Regions from separate parts of the Mus musculus genome. Here region 2 is linked to region 1. A link is a loop called in an ENCODE intact Hi-C map of the cell type or tissue named here. Cell type or tissue: left cerebral cortex. All regions are shown on one strand. Links, peaks and the distances in the headings refer to the core of each region. The heading gives the core; the rest is flanking DNA.

What was found. A loop is a pair of places that touch in the nucleus more often than their neighbours do. Peaks named below come from ENCODE experiments on the same cell type or tissue, not always from the same donor. Only the 100,000 strongest peaks of a DNase experiment are listed, where the experiment ranks them.
Region 2: a loop joins it to region 1, with 4 times the contacts of the local background. A loop is called at or near these places in 2 of 42 quality-filtered maps.

Annotation. Positions count from the first base shown.
Region 1 is chr2:62,299,882-62,304,881 of GRCm38, forward strand. It overlaps Slc4a10 (solute carrier family 4, sodium bicarbonate cotransporter-like, member 10), which reads left to right. Exons shown (of 26, transcript NM_033552.3): 21 at 3,923-4,096; 22 at 4,772-4,894. Among named protein-coding and RNA genes, the nearest start is that of Dpp4, 110 kb to the right of the region's middle. In left cerebral cortex, for the core only: no CTCF peak of the experiment used is centred there; a DNase peak (open chromatin) is centred at 2,046; H3K27ac peaks cover 1,802 bases.
Region 2 is chr2:62,445,936-62,457,317 of GRCm38, forward strand. It overlaps Gm13561 (a long non-coding RNA gene), which reads left to right and starts at 9,182. Exons shown (of 4, transcript XR_001783319.2): 1 at 9,182-9,317. In left cerebral cortex, for the core only: a CTCF peak has its summit at 6,313 (motif pointing left); DNase peaks (open chromatin) are centred at 4,373, 6,250 and 8,272; H3K27ac peaks cover 1,901 bases.

The DNA.
Region 1 (5,000 bases), core at 1-5,000:
TTGGCATATTGTTTCTGCTGATTTCCTTTAGGATGCTGTTACAGTTTGACCAGAGAGCAGTCCCTCAAAGTCATGTCCCACCAAATTAATGACGAGAGACTTTATGAACCAAGAGGGTTTATTGTATTTCTATAGCTGAAATACATGAAAACTTGAGAGAGGAAAGATTTATTTTGACTCATGGTTTCAGATTTCAGGCCATCACAGCAGGGAAACTCTGGTAGAGTAGCTCTGTCCCACCAGTTGGAATATGTGGTAATGGTTGATCACAAGGCAGCGAATCAGAAATCAGAGAGCGTGGTGCTTAACTATTGGCTGAATATAACTTTTAAAGGCCCGGCGGCCCCCAGAATCCTTTTGATATGCCCCAAAACTTACTAACGGTTTCATAACTTCCCAAAGCAGTACCACCACTGGAGATCTGAACATGAGCCTACTAGGAACGCATTTAAGAATCAAATCGTATCTGACAGGACACAGACATAGGTGACAGGGGCCTGTTAGCATGGAGGTAGAGATTAGATTTTTCACTGCCACAGTGTAAGAATATAGGAAGCTGTCAAGAGCTGGAAGAAATAAAAAAAGAAAAAATGTTCTCTCCTTGACCAGAGGGATGATAGTCCTGCCAAAATCTTGATTTTGGACATCTGGCCTCTGCAACTGGACAATACATTTTTTATTGCATTAAACCAACATGCTGTGGTAATTTGTTCTACAACCTTCAGAAATGAATACAGATTTCTACGTAAATGTACCTTTGAATTAGCTTGGTTTATAACAATAACCTTCAGCCAAAACACTTCATTCTCATCCGAACAGGCTATGTTGAGGCTTAATTATTGTACAGATCTTTTTAAACTAAAAATAATAGGAAGTATAGCATTTACTATGGCATGGCTACTCTAAATGCTGATCAGAACAGAGAGGAGTTCGATCCTGGCAGAGAAATAAGAAACACCATGTCTCTGTCAGAGGAAACTGACCACCTGCCTTTTGACTTGGAGAGGAGCAGCGTCCTGACCTAAGGATAGCGTTGGCTGTTAGACCTGAGGCAAAATGTCAACACGAGGCTGTTGGAGACACTGAAGTATACAAAGTGTAGGGACTCTATGCCTCTAAGAGGGGAGGGGAAAATAGACAACTGTTGTGTTTTGAAATTTTACTCAAATAGGATTTAATGTGCTCATAAAGTATCATGTATAAAATGTCTTCCAAGAGAATTAGTTTAGTAAAGGTTTTCATTTATTTGTTTTTCTGGGGATTTTTTTGTTTTGTTTTTTTGCCTTTGGCAAAAGTTTCAATGAGTAGTGATTTCATCTGTAAGTAGAAAGCATTTATTATTAGGCCTCAGGCTCACATAAATATAACAGCAGGAATTTTAAAAACAAAATGAAGTAATTGTGGGTAGAATCAGGCAGACTTTCTTCTAATTCTACTCAAATGATATTTTTACCCACATAGTTTGGAATTAAACAAAAATGTCAAGTTTTAGAATTATTTGGAATGTGATCCTTTCAAATGGACTTGTGAGAGCATCTAAGTCCTCCAGTCAAGTTTAATGAGTATTAAATCCCAATAACGAACTAGAAAGCCAAGGCACACTTTGACAAGTCTCACACTGGGAAACAGAACTGGTAAATTTAAGTGAACAGTTGAAATTCCTATTGGGAACTGAAGCTAACAGAATGGGAAGATATTGCATGCTGCTATTTGGACACGATGAAAGCCAAATACAAATCTTAGAATATATTTATCACAATTGTTATTCCTGTAGTAATGATAAACAAAGCAAGCACATTAGTCATCTATGATAGATATTTCAAGGAGCATGCTACTTTGTTATCAAGCAAATTGGAGGAATCTTCATGGCACCTGGCTTTTTGACACTATATAGAAACTTACTATGTAGGCTTCTCACTGTGAAATATGGCAGAAAAAACAGATCACAATGTTCTCATGAATGCTGTTTCTGTATTCAAATATATAACCACATCTATATTCATTCCAACATTTCAGGGATCCAAAGTGAAGCAAATGTGCCACTTAAACAATAACAATTGAAGCACCCACTCGCTGCAGCACACTTATGCAACACGCAACTCCCTACCCAGAAGGCTAGCTGGGGGATTCTATAGGAACATTCAGTTGTAAGCTAAAGGATTTTATTTCTTTCTATTCTTACTTCCCCTGTGCACAAGTTGTATCTATTTAATGGTTCCTAAAATTTAGAGATAGTTATAAAGTAGAAAAGGCCAGCACACACACCACACACACACACACACACACACACACACACGTAAGCTAAGAATGAGGATTGAAGTTAGTGCTGTCATGTGTTTCAGCAAATAACTTTGGGAAGTTATGAATGAATATTAATAGATGAAGTAATGCACATAGGATTATAATTTAGATAACTAAAGAGTGGTTTACCACACACAAGACAGAGCACAAGTGAGCAGATAGATTTGTGTTGTTTCATGTCCTATGATACTTATCCCATATAAAACTGGGTTTTTACAAATCAGGATGCTCTAACCCTGACATAGGACACTTGTTTATCTGCATAGTAAATTCTGAAATATTTGATGATAGTAACTGACATTTTTCTTATGGTGGCTAAGGAATATTTTATTTACCAACCTTCTTTTAAAGAGCATATATTATTTTATCATAAGGAACTTTAAGATACAGAATAGTGACTGACAGTGATCAAAACCATTGTTTTCTAAATAATCACTTCTTATTGAAAGTATTATAAACAACAAAATTTGCCTAAAGACTAAACAAGTGATTCACACAAAATAAAACTATTGCATAGTAAAATTAGTTATCCAATAAAATAAATTGGAGTAAAAATTTATGGAAATGCAGTTTATAAAATAAGTATAGTTATTTTATCTACCACTATGACAAAATTGAAATAGAGATAATACATTGTTCACATTGGATCCATCTATATATTAAATTGGTCCAAATAAGAAAGTTTGTGTTCATGTATGTAGCTGCATTGATATGTGTTATATGTATGCATTTGTGCAGGTATGGGTACAGGTGCATATGCCTATGTATGCACAGGTTCGCATGCATATGTGTGTGTGTGTGCATGAGGAGACCATACATCAGCATTTGGGCATCCTCCCCAGTCACTTGCTGACTTGTTTTCTGAGACAAGATCTCTTAGTGAACCCAGAGCTCACAGATTTGCCAGACAGACTGTGACCATCTTTTATATGGGTGCTGGAATTCTAAAATCAGACCCTCAGACTTGAACTAAGAACTTTGCTTAGTAAACTATCTCCCCAGCCCCCAAGTAAAATAACTTCAACAAAATATAATAAAGCACATTGGTAACAAAAATAAAGGTAGGCCAAATGTTTATGATAATGATATGTATGTTTCTAAAAACAGCGTCAAATCTTTTGTTGGGAATCAAAGTGGCAAAGTCAAAACAGCAGGACTCAGTGAGGAATTTCAGTCACAGTACCAGGCTGCAGGGTTTGTGTGGAGTTTGGAGGAGGTCAAGGCAGAGAGCAAGTCTGGGAGTATTTAGCACATGAAAGCTAAAGCCCTCTCTAGGACAGGAAGTACACCAAACATGGGAGGCCAGAAGGTTAATATTTGGGGAAAAAGAGAAAGATTATGATGGTATAAGCAGAAAGACAGTGATTTTGTTTTGCCTGTCAGGGTGTTGGTTCTCAAGGTAGCAAAATGTAGCATTGTCTTTCCCTTTCAAATGACACGCTGTTGTAATATTAAGGAAAGAATAACATAATATTCAATAAGTAGTAATTCAAACTATCTTGCAATTTCCACAACTATGTCATTTGAGCCTAATATTTTGGAAAATACTAAGTATCTAATTGGCCTACAGTTACTGTTGTCTTGTTCTCAGATGCAATCTACCGTCTGTTTAATCTTTTAGTTATTTGATAGAATAAAGCTCTTCTGGATGCCAGCCAAACATCAACCAGATTTCATCTATCTAAGGCACGTGCCCCTCCGGAAAGTCCATCTCTTCACAGTCATTCAGATGAGTTGTCTCGGCCTTCTGTGGATAATCAAAGTTTCGAGAGCTGCTATTGTCTTTCCTATGATGGTATGAAATATTCCTCAACTGTTTTTCTCTGTCGCTAATTTTGGGGACGCACATGAACTAAAACTGCAAAAGTAGAGAGGCCTAGATTCACTTTGACCAGTTACTAGAAAAGCTAGTATAAACTTGGGCACTAAAATAAGTATTTTCTTATCTCTGGTATCATCTAAGGTTGTTTGTTGCTGTTGTTGTTGTATTTTGGCCATCCATAATGCAGTAGCTAATTGAAAGTAGGATGGAAAGTGTAAATTTAAAAAATTAGCTTGATATATACTAAAACTCAGGGGAATTTTTAAAATGAAATTTAATTGAAAGTTTTAAACAAATTTCAAAAATATTAAAAAGTATAGTGATTTGAATGACTATACATAATTCAAAAACTATTAGCATAAGAATCTTCTAATATTCACTTATGGTTTATTATGTATTTAGGGACACATAATTAAATATATTTTATAGCTTAAAAAGTTTCTTTCAAATGTTTTCAACACTGAATAAAATATTACATTTCACTCTAGTGCTTTGAGAAGAAGGGAATGAAAGATCAGGCTGTGCTTTATACACACACATTTTCAATTCTTAGTTTTCTATCAGCTCTAATAAGACTCGTCTGTATCTATATCGTCTTTCTTTGTTTTTTGTTGTTTTGTGTTTAAACTGCTTGACTTTTTTCTTCAGGTGTTGGCACTAGTGTTTGTGAGAAAGTTGATGGACTTCTTGTTTACCAAACGGGAACTCAGCTGGCTTGATGATTTAATGCCTGAGAGTAAAAAGAAGAAACTTGAAGATGCTGAGAAAGAAGTAAGTCAGAAAAAAATCGGTACTCTATCCAAGAGAGAAGAACAATAGTAGCCCCTTGCAAAACTAAATTTTTGCATTTTTTTCATTAAATGGTGACTACCAAATA
Region 2 (11,382 bases), core at 3,878-8,877, 150 kb after region 1:
ACTTTTATTATACTCAACTACTATTGTGCTTTCTTGCCTTTTTCTCCCTCCCTTTCTCCTTCCATATGCCTCACAGGCTCCTTTTATTGTCTTCCCCCCTCTAAGGTCCACATCTGAGAGAAAGCATGAGTCTCAGTGTCTTTTCTGTTACTCTGTGTATTAGTCATGGTTCTCTAGAGTCATAGAACTTATGGATAGTCTCTAGATAGTAAAGGAGTTTATTGATGATTTACAGTCTGCAGTCCAACTCCCAACAATGGTCAGTAGCAGCTGTGAATGGAAGTCCAAAGATCTAGCAGTTGCTCAGTCCCGAAAGGCAAGCAGGCGAAGGAAAGAGAGAGAGAGAGAGAGAGAGAGAGGGAGAGAGAGAGAAAGAGAGAGAGAGACTACCTTCTTCCAATGTCCTTATATGGTCTCCAGCAGAAGGTGTAGCCCAGATGAAAGGTGTGTGCTACCACACCTTTAATCCCAGATTACCATGAACTCAGAGATCTCCCTATCTTAAACTTCTGGAATCCATAGCCACTATGCCTCAAGGTCTCCATACCAAGATCCAGGTCAGAAACTTGTATCTCCCAGCCTCCAGATTAGGGTCACTGGTGAGCCTTCCAATTCTGGATTGCAGTTCATTCCAGATATAGTCAAGTTGACAACCAGGAATAGCCACTACACTCTGATACAGTACAGACAAAAGCATCGGAGGGAGAGAGGGCTTATTTGGGCTTACAATCCATCTCCATGGGGAAGACAAGGCAGTGGGCATGGAAAGAAGAGTAACCATACTGGAGACAGGCTGGTTAAACCGGAACAGGAAGTGAGGCTGGCTCTAAAGCGTCAAGGTCTGCCTCCAGTGTCCCATTTCTTCCAGGAAGAGAGGCTCTATTTCTTAAAGCTTCCACAAATAGCATCAACATCTGGAGATTGAGTGTTTCCGAATGTGAGCTTATGGCCATTTCACATTCAAACCATAGAAAGGCACTCTTGTCTCTGTGAGATTCATTCATTTCATTTAACATCACCTCCCTCTTCATCCACTGTCTTGCAAACACAGTTCTGCTCTTCATGGCTGAGCAAAACTTCATTGTGCATATATCCATATCTTCTTCCTCATCCATCCATTCATGGACATCTAGGTTGATCTCTGATGTGACTTTTGTGTTTGGTTCCGTTTCCATGGCTCTAATATCTCCAGCAACCATGATTTGTCTTTCTTTTTTCTCCTCGAAACATTGTTTGCCTTAGTCCATTCTCCACTCTCCTGTAGCCAAAAGATGATTTTTAGGAAAGGAGTAAAAGACAAAGCAGAAAAGGAACAACAGAGACAGAGGAGGAATAGGCCACTTTCCTGCACTTTGTATTCTTTCCAAGGAAAAAAACTTCGCAGCTCACAAGTAGGGGCACTTCTTTGTCCCTGGCTTTTCCCCCTCCCTTTCTTTCCTTTGTAACCAAAGTAAAAAAAAGGCACCATGTATGGACTCAGGAGAACCAGAGAAAGGATAGTCACCTTCCTGAACGATATAGAAGGGGAATTGGAACTTTTGCAGAGGTACAGCAGTTCCTGAGTCAGAAGCTGTGGGGACCTTCAGGCATCATTGTTTTGGTACTTCAGAATCAAGGGTTCCCCGGCTCTGACAAGACAGCCAGTGACCAATGTGCAAGGCCAGATTGGGACAAAGACACAGCAAGTCTTATCTGCTATTTTTTTCTTTCAGATTCCTTCCTACAGGACCCCCAGTGTTCACATAGCTGTGCAGTGTTCTGTGTGCATAACCATCTAGTGCAGTGGTCAATGCTGTGACCCTTTAACACAGTCCCTCATGTTTTGGTGACCCCTTCAGCCATAAAATTATTGCCATTTTATAACTGTAATTTTGCTAATGTTATGAAATATTATCCAGAATATCTGATTTGCCACCCCTAGAGGTGGCAACCTACAGGTTGAGAGCCATGGGTTTAGAGTAGGTATACTCTATACTATTTGATATCAGAATCCCTTTAGATTAGAGCAGGCACAAGACTGACCCTGTCATGTTAAAGAGGGCACTCTTCAATCCTGAACAAATAAGATCTTTAGAAGAATGGCAAGCATAAATATGCTGGGGACTCCTACAATGCATTCTCATGACCCTTCTATTGAGGACAATTTGAATAGACAGTACAAGCATCAGTTGGACACTTCTATAGAAAAAGACATGAAACACACTGAATACGGTGGCTCTATGTAGGTTGCTGCCAAATATCTAATCCACAAAGGATGGCAGTCTTCTCAAGGTAGCTATCAGGCCTGGTTGCTTGCTGTGCACCATGGGAGATTCCTGGACAGCCTCCTTCTTGCATTATTTATTTATTTTTTTAACTAACGTAGTTCTAATTTTTGATTCTAGCTTTCACCATTTTTCTGCTCAGATTATCCACTTTAAACAGGCATCCCACTGGTATCCCTTTGTTCTCCCAGAGACTGTGGGTGCTGGGAGACTTTCCACAGCGCGTGCTATTTGGCTCACCTTGGTGCAGAGTTGATTTTGTCTTGTACAACTTGAAAGGCCCTTTATGTGGGTGTTGGTTTCTTAAGTGTGGAGTGGCCCATCTTATTATCACTTCTGGATTGTTTTGAAATGGAATGTTTTGCTAATACACCCACTAGGTCCATTTAAAGAATGTCTTTTTCTTCCCCTAAAACAATTAAGGAAAGCCGCCTAGGTATCCATCCAGCAGAGGGAAGGGGAGGGTAAGGGGGAGGAGAAAGGGAAGGGGAGGGGAGGAAGAGGAGGAAACAGAGGGGGAGGGGAAGTAGGAGGGGGGAGGTTCATGCTGTGATTTGGTATCTGATAGTTGTTATCTCTTTTAGTCTTGTCCTGAGCCTACAGGCACAATATTGACCTACCAGCCACCTTGGTAGTCTTGTGATAGCCTACTTCTGGAGTGTCAAACACAACAGATTCACTGGTGCAATAATAGTCTAATATAAAAAAATGATATTGACAGAAGTACTAGGTCAGACCTCAGAGCTATGGTTTATAGTCTGGGGTAGTCTGTCGTCCATATTGCTATTGCCACACATATTAACTCCTTGTGGGCATGGCTTGAGAAATGTTAGCTTGGGCAAAAAGGATTTCTGTAGTTTGATTAGCTGATTTTTAATTTAAAAATATTATGTATCAGCTGTACTAAGGATCTAGGGAGTCTCTCTCTCTCTCTCTCTCTCTCTCTCTCTCTCTCTCTCTCTCTCTCTCTGTGCCAGTGTGCTTCTATGATACATACCACTTATTGTGATTATACAGTGCTTGAATACCTGTCTTCTAGCCTGCTCATTGCTCACTTTAATGTACATTTACCACAAGCTTCCCTTTGATTAAGTCACAAATGGGCGGTTGTGGAATATCAGAAGAACCCTGGAACAGTGGTATAACGTCAGGACTTCTCCCGAGTAATGGCTATAGTGTTGCTCATCTTGCAAGTTGTTGAAAAGAAAAAAAAAAAGAGTTGATAAGTCATGCGTTTTATTTTGCAAACATAACTGGGCGATTACATGGAGCTGAAGATTGTCAAAATATTCCAAAAATATTTTAAAACTTTCTACTTATCTAGCTTTGGGAGGCCAATATCTTAGAATATTCACTAAGTAGGCAGATCATCTTCCTATAGTTTCTTAAACCCTGGTTTGGGGTTTTCTGGTCAGGAATTTATATTTCTGTGTAACTCATTTTTATTCCTACATTGTAACATCTTAGCAGTAAGAATGGTCCCTTAGGGAACCAGAAATGTATTTTAATATCCTTTCTTTATGACCATACTTGGTTTAGTTTAGACATGGTTCAGGAAAACAAAAGTGGTGGAAAAAAAACACTTGTGAACTAAAAAAAAAAAAAAAAAGAAAAAAGAAAAAAAAAAGGAAAAAAAAAAAGGAAAGCCTTATTTGACATGATTCCTTTGGGGAATACATAGAGGTTTTATTTCCATTTTTCATTTTCATTTTTATAATGGTTTATGTTTCTCATATAGTCACTAGGTGGCTTAATATAGAAAACAAGTTTATGAGAATTGAACGTTTATTTGACAGCTGGATAACAAAAAGAAATAAAGGGGACTATTTATGTTCTTAGATAGTATGCACAGTGTAAGCTAATGTTTGCATGACTCTGAGGTGGTTCCCATGTTAATATAGAACCGAAAGTGAATTCAGGGGGACGATGACTTCAGTTAGAACAGCTGAAGTAGAGGACTAACAAAAGCTGAGGAGATAATTCAACAAGTTCTGCAAGGAATAAATTCGCTATGGTAAGAAGACTGTTTAGTGTGAGAACATTCCTACATGTTCAAAATAACTCATCATATCATTTTGTATAACGGATGAGCTTCAGTGGTCATGGTTTCAAAATTTGTAAAGCCCAACAAAAAAAGCCTAACCTTCTAGTTAGAGTTTTTATTTTTATACTTCTTTTCTAGAATGCTGTGGCATATTAAATTACATTGGGTTGGACATTTTAAATTCCAAGAGATGCTGCTCCCAAAGACACTCGAATAAGCAGGCAGAAGGGACAGTCACGGGTTTGCAGCAGCTGTTAAGTCGGAGGGATTGTGTGTGATTACAGAACGGGCCATGACGCGCTGATAATGAAAATGTAGGGTTGCATCAGTTGGAGGTTTTGGTCTCAGGCTCCTGTTTCATAGAAACCCCAATATAAAAGACAACATAAGTTCTGCCTCTACTCTCCTGGGGACTTTAATAGATGTGATTCTTGGAAGAGTAACCCTGAATCTGAATTGGGGACCATTCTCATTGGTGAATGTGAAATAAGTAACAGCTCTTATTGCCCAGATCTTGAGGGCCAAAATGTATGGATGCTACTTGAGATTTGATGCTGGTACGTGCCTCATTGGATGGCCAGGAAGCAGTGGTACAGGAAGGCCATTGGACTCTCTTGCTAGTGGGTTGTGATGGTGGTAGTGTAGAGACATAGGCTTTTTTTGTCAACCCTGTGAAGGGTACAGGTGTTATTGCAAGAGATGTAGAAGATGTTCTCCCGTGTGTGTGTGTGTGTGTGTGTGTGTGTGTGCGTGAGAGAGAGAGAGAGAGAGAGAGAGAGAGAGAGAGAGAGAGAGAGAGAGAGAATGTGAATGACTGGGTTGTAATAGCTACAGTCATGTTATTTTAGTTTCTGTGGCTGGGTATCAACTCCAAAACATAGTGCCAGGAAGAAAAAACGAACACAAACAACAACAGCCAAACACCAAAAAAAGTTTGTTCATAGATTCTCTGGACAGGGCATAGTGAAGATGTGGGGGTGTTGTTTTTGTTGTTGTTTGTTTGTTTGGTGAAGTCTGGGTTTCATTTAGAAAGGTGGATGGTCAGAGTCTAGAATCATCTACATGCTTGCCCACTTACATGAATGGTAATTAAAGCTGGTGCTTAAGGGGTAATTCAAGGGGTGTTCTTTGGACTAAATGTTCATGTCCCCCAAGTCAAATCCAATCTCAAAATCAAGGCATGTGCAAATGGGGATATAGGGGAGAATTGGAAAATATGGGCAGAGTGAATGAAAAGATTAAATGCTCTTATAAAAAGCAGCCATGTACCCTTGCTTTCTACAACAAAACAGGGCAAGAAGATGGCTGTATGTAAAACAAAAATAGGGTGCTCAGTGGAACCTGACCCAAGGGGTACTCTGGTACAAGCCATTAGTGCCAGAACTGTAGAAATAAATGTATGCTGTTCAAGCTGCTCTAGTTTAGGAGGTTGTATCACAACAACCTTCACTGGCAGACAGTTAGCAACTGGAATCCCTAGCTCTGAGTTCCCAAGGTCAGAAGATAAAGAAGGAATGAGCTTTGTGACCTGTGACACAGGTACATAGGTTCCATGTGTGAGTGAGTGTGTGTGTGTTTGTGTGTGTGTGTGTGTGTGTGTGATGACTCTGAGCTGGTCTTTGGCTTAGAGATCTTAATTATGAATAAGCTTATTTTCAGATTGCACTGGGTCCCACAAATTATATAACAAGAAAGAGAGGGAGGAATGGGGAAGGGGAATGGAAGAAGAAAAGTACCCAGAAGCTATGTTGACTTTTTCTTCTTTTTAACCATATCTAGGAAGTCGGGCAACATCACTTATAGTACACTGAAATTTGTTAGAAGTGTGTGCTCGGGGTGTTCCATATTCAGAGGGAAGAGAATAGATTGCGCTGCTTGATGGAAGGATGTCAAGGCTCTGGGAGAATATGTGGGAACATAAATATTGCTATGGCCATTTTTGGAAAATACAATCTGCCACACATGCTCTGTATGTATTTCTGCAGGTGCCACCTACTGGGTTAGTTTTTATTTTGTTTCTTGTGTAATAGAGTTTTAAAATTAAAGCTAGAGACTGAGACACGAAGATAGAACCGATGCAGTATCGCATAGCTAGATCGCACCATACACAACTTTCTCTCTGCCACTTGAGTGGATACAACTATTTTCAAGATGGGAAATGATGATATGGAGACAGGCATCGAGAGGGCATTGTTAGGAAGAATGTTTCTCTCACTCTAGTTTACCCAAAGCTTAGCAACAAGACACCTCTGGGAACCCTCTTAGAGGGTCTTGAATCACAGTTCTCATAGGTGGGAGGCTCAGAAGATCAGGGCCTACATGTTTTAAAGAGGATGAAGACAGCAGACTGAAGAAATTCTGCAGAAGGGATGTGGCACAGGGGCAGAACCCTGGCCTTGAATGAAGCCTTAGGTTCAACCCTTAAAACTGTGAACTATAAAGTGGTATCTTTAATTTTTTAGGAAAAGATCTTATTTTACTAAAATATATCATTTATTACTTTATTTTGAATTCACTGTTTTATACTATTATGTTTGCAATCACTAGGGATATTAGTATCTTTATTTTTTTTTAAATAAATGTATCCACAAACCAAGCAAGGCAGGGAACTCAGTGGGGAAGGGGAATGGCCCACCAAATCCATTTGGCAGACTTTAACATGACAGTTAGTGATAGTTTTCTCCAAGACCAAACTGGACACCCCTGAAGTCTCTCAGAGGGAGGGGCCCCTTCTAACAGGCTAGGGCAACCTCAGAGGAATGGTTCAATCTTAAGAGTCCAAGGCAATCTACCAGGAGAGAAGAAAGGAGGGGGCAAAGGAGCTGTTTCCGCAACTCAGATGGGGATGAGCACATTACACATCAAATCCAGACAGGCTGGAGCACGTCTAGCTCCAGAATTCAAAGGGCAGAGAGAGAGAGATTTCCAACAATGGCCAGGGCCCTCGAGGGAGCATTTGGCTCATAGTATCCTAGAGAGAAGGAATCAGAATCCAGGAGCTAAAATTGATGCTGAATGATCGAGAGCTACAGAGAGAGTCACAGGTGACCCCTAAAAAGGGATGTCCAGCCTGTCTGCTCGGCCAGAACTGTGATACGCTCCAAGTGGAAGGAGGACCTGTAAGACATAATTAAATCATGAAGGTGAGGCCTTCAAAGGGTAAAGAAAACATTTTAGCAAATCATGAAGTCTAAAATGGGGATATGTCTACACAATCCACTGTGGTCAGCTTCCTGTCCTTAATCTTCCATAGTCAGGTCTATCTGGGACCACAGGTCCAGCAGAGACCCCACAGGATACTCATGGAAGCTCCCCGAAGGACAGACTCATATCTAAACACTTGCCAGGCCCAGAATACTAAAGGTAATCCTAGATACTCCTACATTTGGCTTTAACTCAGAAACTGACCAATAAGCTTCAAGGTAGCTTCTGGAAGTCAGGGCAGAGGAAGTCACAGGATAGAGAGAGTGAGTGACCACAGTGAGAGAATCGTCAAAGGGCAGGAGAAGTCTGGAGAAAGAGTTGTTCTGGTTTCTAACTGTGCAAGCATTTAAGTCTCCTTACCGAAGGGACTGGAGGATGCTATAGTCTCAGACACTCAAGTAAAGACCGGGGATGTGCTCAAATGCTTAGTCACCAACAACGAAGTGCCAACCCCACTGAGGGTATGCAGACAGGGAACAGTAGTGCATACACCTTTGTCCCTGGGCATACTTGTTCAACACCTGTCATTCCTGAACCTTAAAGCATTTGAGACCCAACAAGGAATCACAAACAGCAAGTGGGGACAAAACCCAAAATGTGGAGTCTTTTATTCGGCTTCTAAGGAATTCTGCACTTCCAGGAACTATTTTAAATCCTTCAGATGGAATCCCATCTCATCTCCCACTCATCCACCCATGCCCATCACGCTAAGTTCAGCATTTGCCTCTTTCCTACATGGGACGAGCAACTCTAGGAGGGAATGCCAAATCTCCCACAGAGACTGGAGCTTCAGTTAATCTGTGGGTTGATTGACAGAAACCCCAGCTTCTCTCGCCGCCACTGTACCTCAGTCAAGTAACTCCCACACAGATGGGGTTGACTGCCTTAACATCTAATCCAGGGAGTGTGGAGTACTTTTAGCTCCAGAAGTAAAAGGACAGAGAAGCATTTTCCATAATGTATGGTCTCCTTCCACGTGTGCTCAATTTACCTCGTTTGCTTCTTGAGTTTCGCCATACACGCACTGTGCCCCTTGAGCCTGACTTACCGGCCAGCCCTCTGCTTGCTTGTGTCTGAAACTCAGTCCCAAGCTCTAAGCTCTTGATTTTTTGAACCAAATCATGTGGTGCTTCTCATTCTGTTGCCATGGATTTCTGTTTGGAGACTTGTCTGCCGCTGTTATCCTTCATGGTTCTCTTGGGTCTGGGTTCTAGCCTCGACTCTGTTTAAAAAAAAAAAAAAGCTACATAGCCGTAAGCAACTGTGTTAACTTGGTGAATCTCAGTTTCTTCATTCACACGATTGGGATAAAAACCAGGATACTGTAAACAAATAAGTGAATAAATGTGACAGCACCTAATTAAAAATTATAACACATACAATAGATATATGTGTGGTGTTAGTATAATAATAATCTTACTTGTGCCTTTATTCTTAATTATTGTCTCTGCCTTCCTTAACCCTTGCCTATGTCTCTGATCTTCAGAGCCAGAGAGAGTAAAAGCCATCTTCTCCCTGGATTATTTTCTAGGGACAGTGTCTTCCTATTAGGTCACACAAAGGCCAGCTATTTCCTTTCAAGCACAGGTCTTCTCTGTGGAGCGTTTTTCTCTCTGGCCTAACTTCCTAGTGACTACGGAAACCTGTAAAATCCCAGTTCAGCCAACGCCTCTCTCTCTTCTCTTGGAGCTGTCACAGAGGATAATCGGGACAGCAAAGTGTTCTGTTCTGGCAGCCAAGCGAAGTCTGGTTTTTTAAGGATAGAGAGAACAACTCTGGAAAATGCTGCCAACATCTCAAGGAAGGTAAGCCCTAAGTATTGATCGTTGGATTTGGCAATCTGGAAGTTGCTGACGAAACGGGGACAGACGTGTTGATTAGCTCGGGTTCAAACTAGAGCCAGCCGCAAAAGCTTACTTAAAGTCAAACAGGTAAAGACAGCTCATTTGCTAAATCAGAGAAATAAAGCCAAGTGATTGTGGCTGAAAGAGTAGAGGTAAGGAAGCAACATGTCTGCAGTTATGGCTTAAGTAGGTCAGAACACATAGGCTGGGACTCACCATGGAGGCTGGTCTCGGGGAACATAGACCGCTCAACAACAGTACTCACGGGAAGTGAAACACTTGCACACACAAGTAAGTGGGTGGGTAATTACTTCAGTTAATTACCCAGAGGAGGCAGAACTATCCATTATGAATGAGGTATTGGAATTTAAAAAAAAAGAAGGCAAGAAATAGTCACATATGACAGTGGAATAGTTAACAACTAGGGACATCTGATGCAATTGCTAGGCAGTGTTGGTCCCCCTTTTCATATTCACAGCCTTGCATCTGAGTCGATATCATCAGTGATTTCCTCTAGATATGTTCATCTCTATCAGCGCAGGTGCAGAGTAAGCGGAATGCTGTGTTCAAACCAATCAGGTGTACAGTTCAAAGAAAGCAAGGATGCTGAATATAAAAGCTGGATAGAAGGAGGGGTGAGGCTGCAGGGGAAACTAATGAGAAACCTAGAGGTTCCATTAATCGATGATGACTGATGGACAGAGAGATTGTGAGTGTAGATATGTAGGGATTGAGCTAAAGAAATAATATTCATATGTCGTCAGAAAAGTAAACAACACAGAGATCACGGAGCATCGCAGTTAGGGTCAGAATCAAAGAATGTATTCATGGAAATGAGTGGTCAAGGGTGTGTGTGTGTGTGTGTGTGTGTGTGTGTGTGTGTGTTGTATCCTCAATCTATAAATCTATAGTTGCCTCTTTCAAGATTTGGAACGGAAAGCATTGCAAGGCATCAGCTGCAGGGACACAGGCTCATCAAGAAGCTAGGGAACAGGAGGATGAGAAAGCATGAAGCATAATCATCTTTAACGGTAACAGGGAGAAACCAAGTAGACCGTGGCAGCGACAGGATGGAGGCGTGGATGAGGTCAACAATCTCAGTCCCCTCTAACATGTCCAGCTAACATGTCCCCGAGATTGATGGCAGAGAATGGGATGTGAAGAGTCACTCTGTACTCCCCAAATTATGTTTCAGTTTTAGCAAAATATATTAGAAAAGAAGCAGAGGAAGGAAGGCTTTGTACTGATTATAATTCAGTGACCACAATCCAGTTTCATAAACTAATCTCAAAAGAAAACCTGGGAACGCAGCTCTGGGTTTCCCGAAATGCTTTTCTTTCTGATGATCAGTATTTTCATCGTCGTCGTCGTCATCATTATCATCATCATCATCAATCATCATCAAAGACGTCGTTTGCTGCTATTTACTCTTTCTTATCCTGTGGTGTCATAGAGATGTCCAGAAGCTGCGTAGAATGAGCACAGGGATTGGGTGCAGAAGCAAAAGCAGAAATCCATCTTCTTCCCAGGCAAGAAGAAATCAGAGACACCAGGTGCTATACACAGGCCATTGTCTTTCTGTACTTTATCTGTTTTATAAAAGGTATTCTTCACGTAAAATTATACAGTGGGAGAATTCTAACTTAAAGTAAACAAGCAGTTATCAATTTGTTTTCATTTAGAATATGCTAAGCATAAACATATATTGCCCATACAAATATGGTGCCAGTATTTAAGAGAGCACAGGTTCCCTGACCTCAAAAACTTTAAGAACCTCTGACTTGCCACTTGCTGGAAGATGAAGGCTCTCCCAGGGAGAGGCTGAAGGGTAAGACACAGAGTCCTTCAGAGACTCCTGACACTGTGACCTGCAAGCAGGTTCTCTTCCCAGGGCAGTGGCTGGAACATGTGTAGGAAAGGCCTCAAAAAGTTCCGCTTGCTCTCGGCAGCTTTCCTAGTCTGGAGCATCACGAAGAACATTCATTTAGTAAGCAATTATTCTGACAATCTGAGCAATAAATGAGTC